2 separate regions of the Homo sapiens genome follow, and region 2 is linked to region 1. The links are chromatin loops, found by intact Hi-C in ENCODE. Cell type or tissue: ascending aorta. All regions are shown on one strand.

Evidence for each region. Peaks named below come from ENCODE experiments on the same cell type or tissue, not always from the same donor. Only the 100,000 strongest peaks of a DNase experiment are listed, where the experiment ranks them.
Region 2: it touches region 1 in a loop (1.9-fold over the local background); 3 of 110 quality-filtered maps call a loop at or near these places.

The regions. Positions count from the first base shown.
Region 1 is chr13:97,723,558-97,731,557 of GRCh38, reverse strand. No RefSeq gene overlaps it. Among named protein-coding and RNA genes, the nearest start is that of IPO5, 230 kb to the left of the region's middle. RefSeq lists an enhancer at 737-1,936. In ascending aorta, no CTCF peak of the experiment used is centred here; DNase peaks (open chromatin) are centred at 4,587 and 6,918; H3K27ac peaks cover 2,879 bases.
Region 2 is chr13:97,778,892-97,786,891 of GRCh38, reverse strand. No RefSeq gene overlaps it. Among named protein-coding and RNA genes, the nearest start is that of IPO5, 170 kb to the left of the region's middle. In ascending aorta, no CTCF peak of the experiment used is centred here; DNase peaks (open chromatin) are centred at 4,671 and 5,199; H3K27ac peaks cover 3,580 bases.

The DNA of each region.
Region 1 (8,000 bases):
TTCTAGTTATACATTCTTCTAAATTTTTTTCAAAGTTTTCAACTTCTTTGCCTTTGGTTTGAATGTCCTCCCGTAGCTCGGAGTAATTTGATCGTCTGAAGCCTTCTTCTCTCAACTCGTCAAAGTCATTCTCCATCCAGCTTTGTTCCATTGCTGGTGAGGAACTGCGTTCCTTTGGAGGAGGAGAGGCACTCTGCTTTTTAGAGTTTCCAGTTTTTTTCCTCTGTTTTTTTCCCCATCTTTGTGGTTTTATCTACTTTTGGTCTTTGATGATGGTGATGTACAGATGGATTTTTGGTGTGGATGTCCTTTCTGTTTGTTAGTTTTCCTTCTAACAGACAGGACCCTCAGCTGCAGGTCTGTTGGAGTACCGGACCGTGTGAGGTGTCAGTGTGCCCCTGCTGGGGGGTGCCTCCCAGTTAGGCTGCTCGGGGGTCAGGGGTCAGGGACCCACTTGAGGAGGCAGTCTGCCTGTTCTCAGATCTCCAGCTGTGTGCTAGGAGAACCACTGCTCTCTTCAAAGCTGTCAGACAGGGACATTTAAGTCTGCAGAGGTTACTGCTGTCTTTTTGTTTTTCTGTGCCCTGCCCCCAGAGGTGGAGCCTACAGAGGCAGGCAGGCCTCCTTGAGCTGTGGTGGGCTCCACCCAGTTGGAGCTTCCCGGCTGCTTTGTTTACCTAAGCAAGCCTGGGCAATGGCGGGCGCCCCTACCCCAGCCTCGAGGCCGCCTTGCAGTTTGATCTGAGACTGCTCTGCTAGCAATCAGGGAGACTCCGTGGGCATAGGACCCTCCGAGCCATGTGCGGGATATAATCTCCTGGTGCGCCGTTTTTTAAGCCCGTCGGAAAAGCGCAGTATTCGGGTGGGAGTGACCCGATTTTCCAGGTGCCGTCTGTCACCACTTTCTTTGACTAGGAAAGTGAACTCCTTGACCCCTTGCGCTTCCCGAGTGAGGCAATGCCTCGACCTGCTTCGGCTTGTGCATGGTGCGCGCACCCACTGACCTGCACCAACTGTCTGGCACTCCCTAGTGAGATGAACCCGGTACCTCAGATGGAAATGCAGAAATCACCCGGCTTCTGCGCCGCTTATGCTGGGAGCTGTAGACCGGAGCTGTTCCTATTCGGCCATCTTGGCTCCTCCCCACTGCCTTCTTTTGTGTTAGTCTTATTTCCTCAAAAATCAAACTGTTTCTTTTGTTTTAATATCCACAGCTCTGAACAGTGTCTTACACATAACAGGTGCTTTAAGAGCTCTGGGATGAGCAACTTTCTGTATCCCTGATGGAAATGCTTACAGAGTCCATTCTGCTGTCTGCTTCCTTTTGGGTCAAGTGGCGTCCGTCGGGCAGCTGCACATTGGATGATACTTCCTAGAGTGCGTCGGTGTCCTGCTGCTAGGAAAGGTGCCCTGTTGTTTGGAGCTGGGAGAAAACAGCAAGAAATGAGTTCTAAGGATTTTGGTAAGCTTGATTAGGGGAATTGAGTCTAAAATAGATGTTAGGTAAGAGATGTGGTGGTACATGTCAGGGCCAGTGGGTGAGGCCAAACTGAAAGCAGGAGGGGAAAGGGGCAACAAGGCAGGGCAATGCAGGAGGCCATGTGCCCCAGTGAGTCAGCAGACAGTCGTCTAGACAGACCTGGAAATGTGGTCCCTCAGCTCATTGTTAGCTTTGCTTTTGGTTCACATTTGAGTGAGTGTCTGCATCTAGAGAGGCCAGTTCAGGAGCAAAACATCCATTTTCCAGGAAGGGATAAGAGAAAGAGGGGCTAACCTTTAGCTTGAGCTGCTTGGCATCCAGACAAAGGGTCTCACACTAGACAGGTCACAGCTAACCCCCTCTAGTCCTTGCATGACTTTGCAAAATCTCCTGTTTTATTTTGATTACTTCCAAAAGATGGCCATCTAACCTGTTTGTACAAAGAAAAATGAGTATTCAGAACAGGCAACGTCATCCTATGGACAGGGGGTAGCCGTTCAGAACTCTGAAGTGCTTGACGCAGTGCAGTATGCTGTGTTTAGGAAAAATTCGTTTGGTATCTGTTGATGGCACCACCAAATATATGCCTGCTCTAAGTACTCTAACTTTTGTTCATAAAGATGCAGCAAATGCTCTTGAAGGGAAAGAAAGAGCTTTGCACTGATGTTGCTTAGCAACCAATTACTCATTTTGTTTTTCAATTTGTTGTTTTTAAAAATTTCTACTATGTCGTGTTAAATTAATCTGGGGCCAGGTGCGGTGGCTCATGCCTGTAATCCCAGCAGTTTGGGAGGCTGAGGCAGGCAGATGATTTGAGGTCCAGAGCTCAAGACCAGCCTGGCCAATATAGTGAAACTCTTTTTCTACTAAAAATACAAAAATTAGCTGGGCATGGTGGTGCACGCCTGTAATCTCAGCTGCTTGGGAGGCTGAGGCAGGAGAATCACTTGAACCCAGGAGATGGAGCTTGCAGTGAGCTGAGATAGTGCCACTTCACTCCAGCCTGGGTGACAGAGCGAGACTCCGTATTAAAAAAAAAATTAATTAATCTGGGTCTGAGGCACAAGGTTCCTGTTTATTTGATGGCTGCTGTGCACAAATAAAAAGATGGTGGCACTTTTTTGGGGTATTTAACTCCCTAACTGGGTTACAGAGTCTAGGAGCACTTGTCATCAACTTGAGGGAAATGTATAAATTGGGAAACAAGAGACCATCAAGGACAATATCGCACCTCTGTCCTCTCGGCCTCCCTAGTCCTCTGTTGAAAGTTGAACACTGGGGCTTCTTTCCTTCCTGACCATTCCCCTCCTAATTCTGGACTTCAAGGCATGGGTACTGCCTCTTTACCAGTCCACATTTTGTCTGTTTCCGTTTTCAACTGTCTGGTTCCTTTGCTTAAGATTCGGTTTGGTGGAGCCTATCCTGACTCTTCGGTGAGTGATGAAGTATGGCCCTCGACTCGTCAGTCAGGGGATTTGGATTCTAATCCTAGCTCTGCCATTAACTTGCTGACTGAACTTGAGTGAGTTGCTTAGTGTGTTTGTTAGAATAGGCTAAACTATGCTGCAGGAACAAGGACATCTTGAAATCTCTGTGGCTGTGAACCACAAAGACAAAAACCTGATGAGTGCTGGACCATCCTCTAGAGCAGCTGCCTTCCATGGGGTGATCTGGAAATTCAGGTGGCTTTCATGCTGTGGTTACAGCATCTCAACATGGGAGCCACCGAGGGGAAGGAGAGAGAGAGGGACACATTGGCTTGCCACAATTTCAGCCAGGAAGTAGCATGTCACATCTGTTCACAGTGTATGGGCCGGGACGGGTCACATGGCTGTCACCTAACTGTGGAGGCAAGGTGTGGTTAGTGGGAGGACAGGCTGGAAAATGAAGAACATCTCAAATATTTGGGGAACAGCAGCCACCGCTGTCACTCTTGGCATCTTTGAGTTTCAGCCTAGTCATCTGCAAAATGACAGGGTTGGACTAGATAATTCCTAAGGGCCCTTTTATAGCTGTAAAGATCTAGGAGGTATGACTAACCAAACCACCATGATTCCAGATTAAGTATTTAAACTTCTCCTCTAAGCATAGTTCTATTTTTAAGAGGAATAGATTAGCATTATCTTCACCCACTCGCTTTATTGTCCTGAATTGAATAGTCTCACTTCTTTTACCGTAAAACTCTTCCTTTTAAAAAGAAAAATCAGACAAAATAAAGTATTTTTATAGGCTAACCCTCTTTCAAAACAAATTCTTCAGGCTGGGCACCGTGGCTCATGCCTGTAATCCCAGCACTTTGGGAGGCCAAGGTGGGTGGACCACCTGAGGTCAGGAGTTTGAGACCAGCCTGGCCAACATGGCAAAACCCCGTCTCTACTAAAATATACAAACATTAGCCAGGCATGGTGGTGCCAGCCTGTAATCCCAGCTACTCGGGAGGCTGAGGCAGGGAGAATTGTTTGAACCGGGGAGGTGGAGGTTGCAGTAGGTCGAGATTGTGCCACTGCACTCCAGCCTGGGCGACAGAGTGAGACTCTATCTCAAAAACAAAACAACCCCAAATCAACAAATTCTTCAGCTGGAAGGACTTAAGAAAACTCTAGTTATTTATTGTCCTAACTACTTCTTAATCAGATGCTGTAGAAAATGTACAGTATGCAGACACAACTCATTTTTTACCAGTGAAAATAATGATTTGAGTTTGTGTATTACATGATTATAAAGTGATATCTAAATTGGTACTGAATTTCTCAGAGAAGTAAGCAATTTTAAGTGAAGAACAGACACAAGGGAAGTACAATTAAAGTTTACTTCTCTTTTTGAAAGATATGTCCCTGAAAATCTATAAATAAATACTTTTAATTCCATCCTTATCCTTTGAAAAGTGGGACTTCTGGCAGCTTGGCAAATAAATAAAGTTTTATTGGCACACAGCCACACTCATTTATGTGGTGCCAATAACTGTTTTTGTTCTACAAAACTCTCAGGCCCTTTTCAGAAAACATTGTGCAACCCCTGAGTTAGGCAATCTAAATGTTAACCTGGTAGCTTATAGCAGCATTGAGAGTCAGTACAGATGACAACAGTAGTTCTCAAACTTGAGTGAGCATCAGAATGAATAATTTGTTAAGGGCTTGTTCAAGCACAGAGAGTGGGACCCCATCCCCCAGTGTCTGATTCAGTAGGGTCGAGGGTGGGGTCTGATAATTTGCACTTGGACATGTTCCCAGGTGATGTCGATGCTGCTGGTCTGGGGACAATACTTGGAGAAGCACTGGAGTACAGCTGACCCTTAACATGGGTTGGAACTGTGCAGGTCCACCTATATCTGGATTTTCTTCTGCCTCTGCCACTTCTGAGACAGCAAGATCAACTCCTCCTCTTCTTCCTACTCAACATAAGGACGACGAGGATGATGATGTTCCATTTCTACTTAATGAATTGTAAATATAGTTTCTCCTTTGTGATGGTTAATACTGAGTGTCAACTTGATTGGATGGAAGGACGTGAAGTATGTTCCTATGCGTGTCTGTGAGATATTGCCAAAGGAGATTAACATTTGAGTCCGTGGACTGGGAAAGGCAGACCCACCCTTAATCTGGGTGGATGCAATCTAATCGGCTGCCAGTGCAGCAAGAATAAAAGCAGGCACAATAATGTGAAGAGTAGACTAGCCTAGCCTCCCAGCCTACATCTTTCTCCCACGCTGGATGCTTCCTGCCCTTGAACATCAGACTCCAAGTTCTTCAGCTTTGGGACTTGGACTGGCTTCCTTGTTCCTCAGCCTGCAGATGGCCTGTTGTGGAACCTTGTGATAATGTGAGTCAGTATTCCTTAATAAACTCCCCTTTATATATACATTTATCCTATTAGTTCTGTCCCTCTAGAGAACCCCAACTAATACATCCTTCTTATGATTTTCTTAATAACATTTTCTTTCCTCTGGCTTTATTGTAAGAATACAGTATATAATTCATATAGCACACAAAATATACGTTCATTGACAGTTTGTGTTATCAGTAAGGCTTCTGGCCAACAGTAGGCTATTAATAGTTAAGTTTTTGAAGGGGTCAAAAGTTATACGTGGACTTTTGACTGCATAGAGGTTGGTGCCCCTAACCCCTGTGTTGTTCAAGGGTCAGCTGCAGCAAAAGCATCAATTAAGAGAGAAACTTAAAGCTCTACTCCTGCCTCTTTTTCGATTTTCTAGCTGAGTAATCTTGAGCAAAGATTCAGTTTCTTCCCATGCAAAATGAGGAGACTGGCCTAAAGTAGGCCTTTTCAACTACTGTCTCCTGACAGCCCTCGGGGAGCTGATCTGGGCCTTGAGCCGATAGCCTTCTACCCTAAGCAACCTCCTTCATTTATCTCAGCGTGCCTTATAAATATTGTCATTTTCTATGTGTGTATGACCCAAAAAGGACTGGGAAATGTTGCACCTGAAAACTGCTGAGGCCCTTTTAGCTCTAAATTATTATAGGTTTACAAGTTTTGATAAACGCCTCCATCTCAATTATACTCATCATCGCCTGCTGGCTATGGCTGTTAACTTACATCACGCATATGTGGTGCTTGCATGTCTTTCTTATAAATCACATTCTTTGGATGTTTTCCTACCTCATTGATTACTTTTTCTCAGATTGAGATGGGTTGCCTGATAGCCTCCCTAAAGCACATGGACTTGGTGTTCATTTAGTCATTCAACACTCGGCACTTCCCGATGCTGGAGGCTGCATGGGATTTATCCCTTCTTCCCTTTAATAACACTGTATTATCCAACAGTCATGCGGCTGTATTACCTTCTCCACCTGCTCCTGCTCTTCTCTGCTCCAACAGAGAGAAAAATTAGAGGCAGCTGTAAAGAGACAAGACATCCTCTTTTCCTCTATTCATAGTTTTTCCTGATGTGTCGGAACTTAATAAATGTTGATTAAATGAAAGAATAACAGATGGCACAGTGTGGTGTATGTAGGACAATAAATAATCAAGTGCAACTACTCACGATTGCCTACAATGCAGGTGCTGTCTCACTTGCTCTCTGTATATATGTGTGAATATATGCACACATACACATATATACATATGTACTCACGTAAACATATTTTGTTGAAGTCATTGCCATGCTGAATTGAATTCATGGTTATTCCCATGCAATTCAATATGTATCGAATACCTACTAAGCTCAAGTTGGTGCAAGATGTTATATAAAGGAAACTTAGATACAGCTATTATTCTCAGTGAGCTTACAGTTTTGCTCTATAATTATTCTTTGGAAAACCAACTGAGAGAGGAGGTGGGTGAAAACTCTTTACTGAGAGACCATCTTTTGTTGTAGAATTGGTTTATAGTCTTTTTGTCTAGTGCCTCCAAATGATATCAAAATGGAAATAATGTGGAACATGGTGAGCATGAGTCATCGTCTAGTGAAGTGGGCACTGTGAATTCCAGAGGCAGCACAGCTAGAACAAAATTTATGAAAGTCAAGGTTGGAAGGAAGCCTGCCTCCAGAATAAGCTGAATGATCAAAAGTACATGGTGTACCTTTCTGCATTGAATAGCTCTGTTTTTTCTGTCTATATGTTTTTCTTTTTTTTCTATCTATATGGCTTTCTAACTTTTGGCCTTTCGGCTTCACTTCTGTAGGGATTTGTGCATTTGCTGTCTGGGACCAAATGATTTGCTACCCAACATCAACCAGACGTGATTGGCATCAAATAATTGATTTGACAAATATTTACCAAATGCTTAGTATATGATAGAGGCAGATGTAGCTACAGAGATGAATAAGGTATAGTTCCCATCCTCAGGCTGGTGGAAGAGAAAACATCATTAGCACCATGACAAGATAAATTCTGAGCAAAGGTAGAAGAAGCAGCTAACTACCTGGGCAGCCGAGGAAATCTTCACAGGGAAAAACACAGTTCAGAGTTGGCATCTGAGGGTTTTAAAGATTTTATTGTCCATTAAAATGGCCTCCAACATAATATTAGTGAATTTTTGGATTAAAATCAAAGCCCGGTAAATAGGATGCAGAACAGAAGTTGCTGTTTACTGATATGACTACATTTAAAGGGGGTTGATGTGTTTAATGTGAAAGGAATGTGTTGTTGAGTACCTGCCTGAGTGTGAATGTGCCAGGATGGGTCTGAAGCAGTGCGTGGGAATGGAAGTGGGGAGACAGAATTGCTTTGCACAGTAGAGGGAGAAGAGTTGAGAGCCAGAGGAAGTAATGGGAAAGAGCCGTAAGAGGGATAAGAGGAAGTGAGAAGCCAGTTAGAGAATGGAGAGTGGGCTAAAGTGGCCTCAAGTGGCGAGTGGAAAGACTCCTTACTACTTGAGTGGTCTGAAATGTCAGGCATGGTTGTTTGTTTAATGAATGTAAGGCATCGTTGTTTAATATTCTATTTGAAGTTGCCTGCATTGTTGAGATGTAACCTGGGTCTTCCCAGAGCTTCATTAAACCTAACACACACACACACACACACACACACGCACACACACACACACACAAGTGCTTTGT
Region 2 (8,000 bases), 55 kb before region 1:
CCAACTCCCAGGGATCACCTTCCTTCATTGCCTGATGTCCAGTGTCTTCAAAGCTATTGTTTTACATATTTTGTTGCTTTGTTTTTCTTGTTTTTGTTCAGGTGAGAGGGTGACTTTGTTTTCTATTTATTACTCCACTATGGGCAGAAGTGAAAGTCTTATTTTTGCTCTTTAAAAGATGAGTCAGCAATGTTCCTGCTTCCTGTAGTCTCTGAAAAAGTGTACATAGTATTGGAATTCAAATCTGGAAGATTGTGAGAATTCACATTGGAAAATTTCAGGACTGACGCATTTTTGTCAGGAAGAGATCATTTGACAAAAGATTTTAATTTCTTTTAAGGATACAGATCTGTGAGGACAAGATTTCTGTTATGATATCAAGTTTGGTAATTTTAATTTTCTAAGAAGAGAGGTACTCATTTTACTCATATTTTCAAATGTATTTACAGAGCTATAGACAGAGTTAAGACCCTTAAGTCTTTAATTTATTCTGTATCTGTGGTACTCTTCTCTTTGCCATTACTATTTTTTCTTTCTTCTTTCTCATTGAAAAAAAGGCTAAATATAGCTTCATTTTTTCTTAAGAAAATAATAGCTCATGTATACTTATCAATTATATGAGATCTCTTTTTTAATGTATTAATGTTTTCATTTTTTCTACTTTCCCTTGGCTTACTTTGTTACTTTTTTTAACTTCTTGAGTCAACTCCTTAATTAATCCATTTATATTTTTTCTTGTTTCATAGGGATGTATTTCAGATATCCATATGTGCATAGTATAAGCAAATGCTGAAACAAATAATTTGCTCAGAAAAATTCTGATTTATCAAATGAGGCATTCAAATTTGGCATCGTTAAATGCCATTAAGATTTGTTCCTCCAATGTTTCCGGGATCAAACAATCTGTAGTTAAACAAAGCAAACTTGTAATGTATATACTTAAATTGATAGTATATGTAAAGTGACATCTATTTGTTGCTGTAAAATTTGAGAAAATTTATGACATTATTTCCTTGTATATAGGAGACCTTTAGTAGAATTACTTTAAAAAAATAACTTATGTGCACGGCTAGTCCATAGGCATTGACCTGGGGAAAGTGTTTGACAGGGTCTTTTATTTTACATAACTTAGCAGACCAGGGAGCTGGGAAAGAGACTAGTAATTTGTATAAATAATTCAGGGATCTCCTGGTTGGTAAGAAACTGAGACCCCTAAAACCCTCTTTCTGTGTATTAGTTTGCTAGGGCTGCTATAACAAAGTACTACAAACTAGGCATCTTAAACAAAAGAAACTTACTGTCTTATAATTCTGGAGGCTAGAAGTCCAATATCAAGGTGTTGGCAGGGCCATCCTACCTCTGAAGGTGCTATGGAAGATCTGTTCCATGCCTCTCACCTAGTTTTTATTGGCTTGCTGGCAATCTTTGGCATTCCTTGGCTTATAGGAGTGTCACCCTGATCTCTTTTATCTTCACATGGTGTTCTTCCTGTGTTGATGTGCCCACATTTCCCCTTTTTATGGGGAGACCAGTCATATTGGATTACGGGCCCACCTACTATAGTATGACCTCATCTTAACTAATTATATTTGCAATGACCCTATTTCCTAATAAGGCTACATTCGGAGGTACAAGAGGTTGGGATGCCAACATATAAATATTAGGGGAACACATGTCAATTCATAAAATCCTAAGACTCAGAATTAAGGTAAAGCTATTGTGGTTGACCAGATGGGTTCTGTTCAAGGCCCATTTTCAGGAAAGTCTTGGAAATTGATAGGGCCAATGGGATGAAGGCAGGCCAGAGTGAGGAGGGAGGAAGAGAGGACAGTGGTTTTGAGTCTGAAGGTGTCAGCACTGATGCGTGCTCTGACCTGGCTTTCTGGAAGGAAAACCTGTGCTCAAAAGCATGTTGTGACTTGAAAAAGGTGTTAACTCAGAAGAGGTCCCTGGCTAATTTGGAACTTGGGCTTTTGCATTGCTCCCGTGGTAGCAGTTAATGTAGGAGGGACTTAGCATGAGTTATGTGATGCTATTGGAGTAGAAGGGTACCTACACCATTCTCTTGCTAAAACTCTGAATCAGTTATTGCTGCATAACAGACCATGCCCTAACTTAGCTCATGATTCCATGGATTGTCAGTGTGGCCTGGGTTCAGCAGGATGGTTCTTCCACTGGTCTTGTCTGACCTCTCTCATGTGGCTGTACAGCTGGGTCACCTGGGTATGTGTCTTAATCTGTTCAGGTGACTATAGCAATGCCACAGACGAGGTGACTTATAAACAACAGAAATTTGTTTCCTACAGTTTTAGAGGCTGGAAAGTCCATGATGAAGGCACCAGCATATATGGCATCTGGTGAAGTCTCACTCTCTAGATGATAGATGGAGACTTTTTTGCTTCATCCTCACATGGTGGAAGGGGCAAGGGAGTTCTCTGAGGCTTCTCTTATAAGGGCATGAATTTCATTCATGACACATTAGGTCCCCCCCATGACCTAATTGTTCCCTAAATGCCCAACCTTTTAATACTATTGCACTGGGGACTAGATTTCAGCATATTAGTTTGGGGAACACAAACATTTTAGCATTCCACTCCTAGACCACTTAAAACAATGTCCTTCTTGCATGCAAAATACATTCGTTCTATTCCAGTAGCCCCCAAAGTCTCAACTTGTTCTAGCATCAACTTTAAAATTTAAGTCCAAAGTCTTATTTAAATGTCACCTATATCAGATATAGGTGAAGCTCAAAGTACTATTCATTCTGAGACAAATTGTTCTCCAGCTGTGAACCTGTGAAATCAAACATGTTATTCGCTTCCAAAATACAATAGTAGGAGAGGCATAGGATAGACATTCCCATTTCAAAAGGGAGAAACAGGAAAGAAGGAAGGGATGACAGGTCCCAAGTGAGTCCAAAACCCAACAAGGCAAATAGCATTAAAGCTTAGGATTCCAAAGTCATCTTTGATTCAATGTTGTGCCTCTCAGCCCGTGGGACAGGGGTCCAGACTCTGCAGCATTGCCAGGCAGGTGTTGAGCATCCAAGGCTATGAGTAGCCCTACTTTCATGGCTCCACTAGGCATTGCCCTTTTGGGGGCTCTCTGTTGTGGTTCCCTGATGGGGCCCAAAGGCTCTTCAGGGCATCCTTTGAAATCTAGGTGGAGACAGCCATGTCCCCACAGCTCATGCACTCTGCACATCTATGGAGATGGCACTGTGTGGTGGCTGCCCAGTTTTACTGCCCATGCCCTTTAGAGGGACAGCCACTGTGTCTTGAATCACACCTTGGCCTCCTGGAGCCACACCTGAGGCTGCCAAAGAGCATCACACCAGAATCTGGGGAGCAGATACTTGAGGTGGTGAAAGCATTAAGCAAGCAAACTTGAGCAAGCACTGAGTGAGGCTCTGTAGAAGCTCAGGGCCCCTCTTTTGACATTGTTCTGTCCCCTACATTTTGTCACTCTTGGCTGGTCCCTACATTTTGTCACTCTTGGCAGGTCATGGAAGGCAGCACTGATAATCTCCAAAATGCCCAGAGGTCATACTTCCATCATTTTGATAAACATCACCTGGGTAATTCATACTCATCTCTTTATCAAAAGATTGCCTGGCCACAACCTTAGTGTTCTCTCCAGAGCACGTTTTCTCCTTTTACCCCATAGAGATAGGCTGAGGATTTCCCAAATCATTAAGTTCTGCTTTCTTTTTGATTATGAAATTGACTTTATTTTTTTTCTCTTCTTGCATTTCACCATAAGCACTCAATAGAAGCCATGCTACTCCTTAATACTTGGCTTAGATATTTCATCAGCCAAATGTCTGATTTCATTCACAAGTTCTATCTTCCATGAAACACAAGGGCACAAACACAATTCAGCCAAGTTCTTTGTCACTATATAACAAAGCTGAGCTTCCAATATTATGAGTTTCTAATATTATGTTCCCGATTTACATCTGAGACCTCTTCAGAATGGCCTTTACTGTCCGTATTTCTATGAATTTTTTTGCTCATAAATATTTAGATATTCTCTAAGAAGATTGAGGCTTTCTCTACATCTTCCTCTTCTTTTGAGCTCTCATCAGAACCTCCCTTTAAGGTATCTTCGTGGCAATGTGGCTTTTTCTAGCATACATTTCAAAATCCTTTCGGTCTCTACCCATTAACCAGCTCCAAAGCTGCTTCCACATTTTTGGATATTTGTTGTAGCAATACCCCCACTCCTCAGTACCAATCTCTGTCTTAGTTCATTTGGGCTGCTATAACAAAAATACCACAAACTGGGTGGCTTATAAACAACAGAAATTTATTTCTCACAATTTTGGAGGCTGAGAAGTCCAAGGTCAGAGCTCTGGCATATGTGGTGCCTGCTGAGGGCCTGTTACTCATAAATGGTAATTTCTTTTTGTGTCTTCATATGGTGGAAGGGGCTTGTTAGCTCTGTGGGGCCTCATTTATAAGGGTACTGATTCCATTCACGAAGGCTGTGCTCCCACGACTTAATCACCTCTAAAGGCCCCATCTTTTGATATAATCACATTGGAGATTAGGTTTCAACATGTGAATTTTGGAGGAACACAAACATTCAGCCCATAGCAGGATGGGTCACCTGGGGGTTTGTCAGTCCCAGACCTCTCTCACATGTCTGGTTGTTGGCCCTGGTGGTGTGGGCAATAGGGCTATGTCTGTCCAGTATGACTCAGCTATCCCAGATTACTGGGGGACTGTGTTCCAGAAGCAGCAAGAAATGATGAAATCAAAATAAGCAAGCACTATTCAAGTTTCCACTTGTGTCCCATGGGCCAAAGCAAATAATTTGTGACCAATATTATAATTAAACCCAAGATTATTTAGCAAAACATACCGCTGGGGAGTGATACCTAGACCAAGAATGGTTTCGGATTCTCATGGCTGAGGGTAACAGTGGGAGTGGGAGTGAGATTGCAACATTGGTTTCTCAACATTGGTTACTCATGACCAAGGTAGTCCATATGAAGCTGTTTAGGGAAACCTGAAGACTACTTTTTTTCAGATATTCCTGGTCCCTCTATACCTCTTGGAATTCTGTGAGCATTTGGTAAACGGATCCCTTCCACTTATAGATTCACCCCAACTCCATCCCTTATGATATCCTGGGGAACTTCTCCTTCCATCCTCCCCTGACCCAGCCCTGCTCTAGGATAGGCCCTTGATAACTTACTCTCTGGAGCTGTAGCTCTCTCTTTGAAGGTTGCTTGGCAGCTTTGCTTTCAGGCCTTAAAATGAGACACTGTAAATAATAGAAGGAATTTGGACTCATAACATGCCCACATTCTTGCCTGGGCAAATGACAATACTTTTATATTTTTTCAGACTCCTGCAGGAGCAAGACCAAAAAATCACAAATTAATATCTCAATAAATTATTCTGCCACATTTGTTTACCCATTAAATGTTGGAACTGTTTATCTTCCTTTTAAATTATACCTGAGCTGTGTAGAAAACAGTATTTTGTCTTATAAAATTTATCATCATGAAATTACTTGGCACAGCTCCTCCAGAAATGTCAGGTTTCTGAGTTAGTAAATACAGCATCAAAATAGAATGACTTTTCTTTATGAGGTATGTAGAACTCTGTCATTTGGATTAAGTAGAAATATCCATTAGCAAACACATGTGCCTAGACAGGCACTTAAAATATTAACAAAAAATTCTTTTAACGTTGAGAACCTTCGATAGCATGTTTTTTTAAAAAAATACAAAGGAGTGTTCAGTTTCTAGCCCTCCCTCCTTTTTTTTTTTCTTGTAAAATAACAGAAAAGGTATCCAAGGATATTACCATACATACTCTTCAGCATCTAGAATAAACCCTAAATTCTCTTCTCTTGGATTCTAGATGTGTAGAATGTCTATAATTAATAGGGCCACCATAAACAGTTGTGTAGACTCCCAAGGCTGTGGGGCTTGTCCATCCAGAGGGATGGAGACCCTTTTCTAATTCTCCAGTGCTGGCTCAATAATGAAAGTAGAGATGACGGCAGAAAAGCGAGAGCATTTGAGTGTGTATGAATTTATATTTGTGTGTTCAATAGAACTGTGTGTGTTTTTGGGCTGGTATCAATGTTCATTTCTCTTTCCTTTGGAGGAGAAACTCTGAGAGAGCTGGAACAGTGTCTCATTGAGTGCTGTGCCTGGAGGGTGGTTAAATAATGAGCCACCATTCAGAACATTACACTGGGCCCTGTGTGGGCTAAGGAGTGGGGGTGCAGTGTAAATAGAGCAGCTGTCACAAACGGGCCAATGATAATCTATTGATTGATGTCAAAACCATAGCTGGCCATGCGTCATTCTCATCTCCAATGTGGGCCATCAACGTTCTTGTCAAGACCTCCCTTACACCCTCCCTTCTTCCTTTTCTCTCTCCCTTTTACCCTCCCAACCTCCCTCCATTCCTTTTCCTTTACTCCTGCAAAGATCACATCAAAGCAGATGCTGATCAAAAATATATTTGAGAATTCTCTACAGGAACTTACAATCCAGTGGATGGAACTGAGCCTGTCAGTTTCCCCGTAAGTCCAAAGTCAAATTGTTTCCATCAAAGACTCTTTGGAGCTTGCACAGTCAGAGACTCAAATAAATCAACCTCGTCTAGTTTCTGGTAGTGTTTAAGACACATTAGAAAGGCAGAATATGCCAATGCACTTCTGAAGGAGTACAAAAGATATTATGTCTTGGGGCTTGTGTTATTGAAAATGGCAAAATAAAAACAATATACGCAGATACATGGTCTAACCTAGATCATGGGCACAGTGTTTTTGAATTTGGCAGAAAACTCTTTTTATAGGCTATTCTAAAATAGCAGTTTGTGTATTTTGGGCCCAGGTGAATAAATGTATACTTGGGAGAGGGAATAAACAACAGTGAAAAATTTGGCTATTGCTTATTTAAATATTTCTTCCCTCCCATTGTGAGTAGGTACAATTTTCCCTGGAATGGTCCCTCCCCTGCCCTTTTCTTTCCTCCTCCCTGCCCTGACCCATTTTTCATCTTCTCATTTTCCTATCTACCCTCTTCCTAACTCCAAATTTTATCATGTATTACTCCTACCCCAAAGGCCAGATTGTGGAATGAGTTGGGAGCATGGTCAGAGTTGCATAAGGTGGTTGTGGAGGTGATCCTGCCTGTGGGCTGTCTCACCTTAAGAAGAAGGTTTACCCCGTCCATCAGGTAACTACACTGTGAGCATGTGGGCCACAAACAGTCTAACACTTGGGCTCACACATAGAAAACAGGTTCTCTGTGTTTAAAATATGGTAGACTAAAATCAAATGAAAGAAAAAAATCTCTGCAGGTAGAATTGTGATCATTGTGACTATTGCAATTATGACTAAGCATGTTGCAATCAGATATATTCTGGTCTTCTTGTTCTTGTTCTTTAAAAATCATTGGTAAGATGATATGGATGGTCTAAAAAAAGACAAAGAGGGGCATGATAAAAGGAATAGTCTAACAGGAAAATATCATAATCCTAAATATATATGCACCTAACACTGAAGTTCTCAAATTTATAAAACAATTACTACTAGACCTAAGAAATGAGATAGACAGCAACACAATAATATTGGGGGACTTCAATACTCCACTGACAGCACTAGACAGGACATCATGACAGAAAGTCAACAAGAAAACAATGGACTTAAACTATACCCTACATCAAATGGAATTAACAGATATTCACAAGACATTCTACCAAGCAACTGCAGAATATACATTGTTTTCTTCAGCACATGGGACATTTTCCAAGTAGACCATACGATAGGTCACAAAACAAGTCTCAGTCAATTTAAAAAAAACTGAAATTATATCAAGTATCCTCTCAGACCACAGTGGAATAAAATGGGAAATTAACTACAAAAGGAACCCTCAAAACTATGCAGATACATGAAAATTCAATAATCTGCTCTTGAATAATCTTTGGGTCAAAAGTGAAATCAAGATGGAAATTAAAAATTCTTTGAGC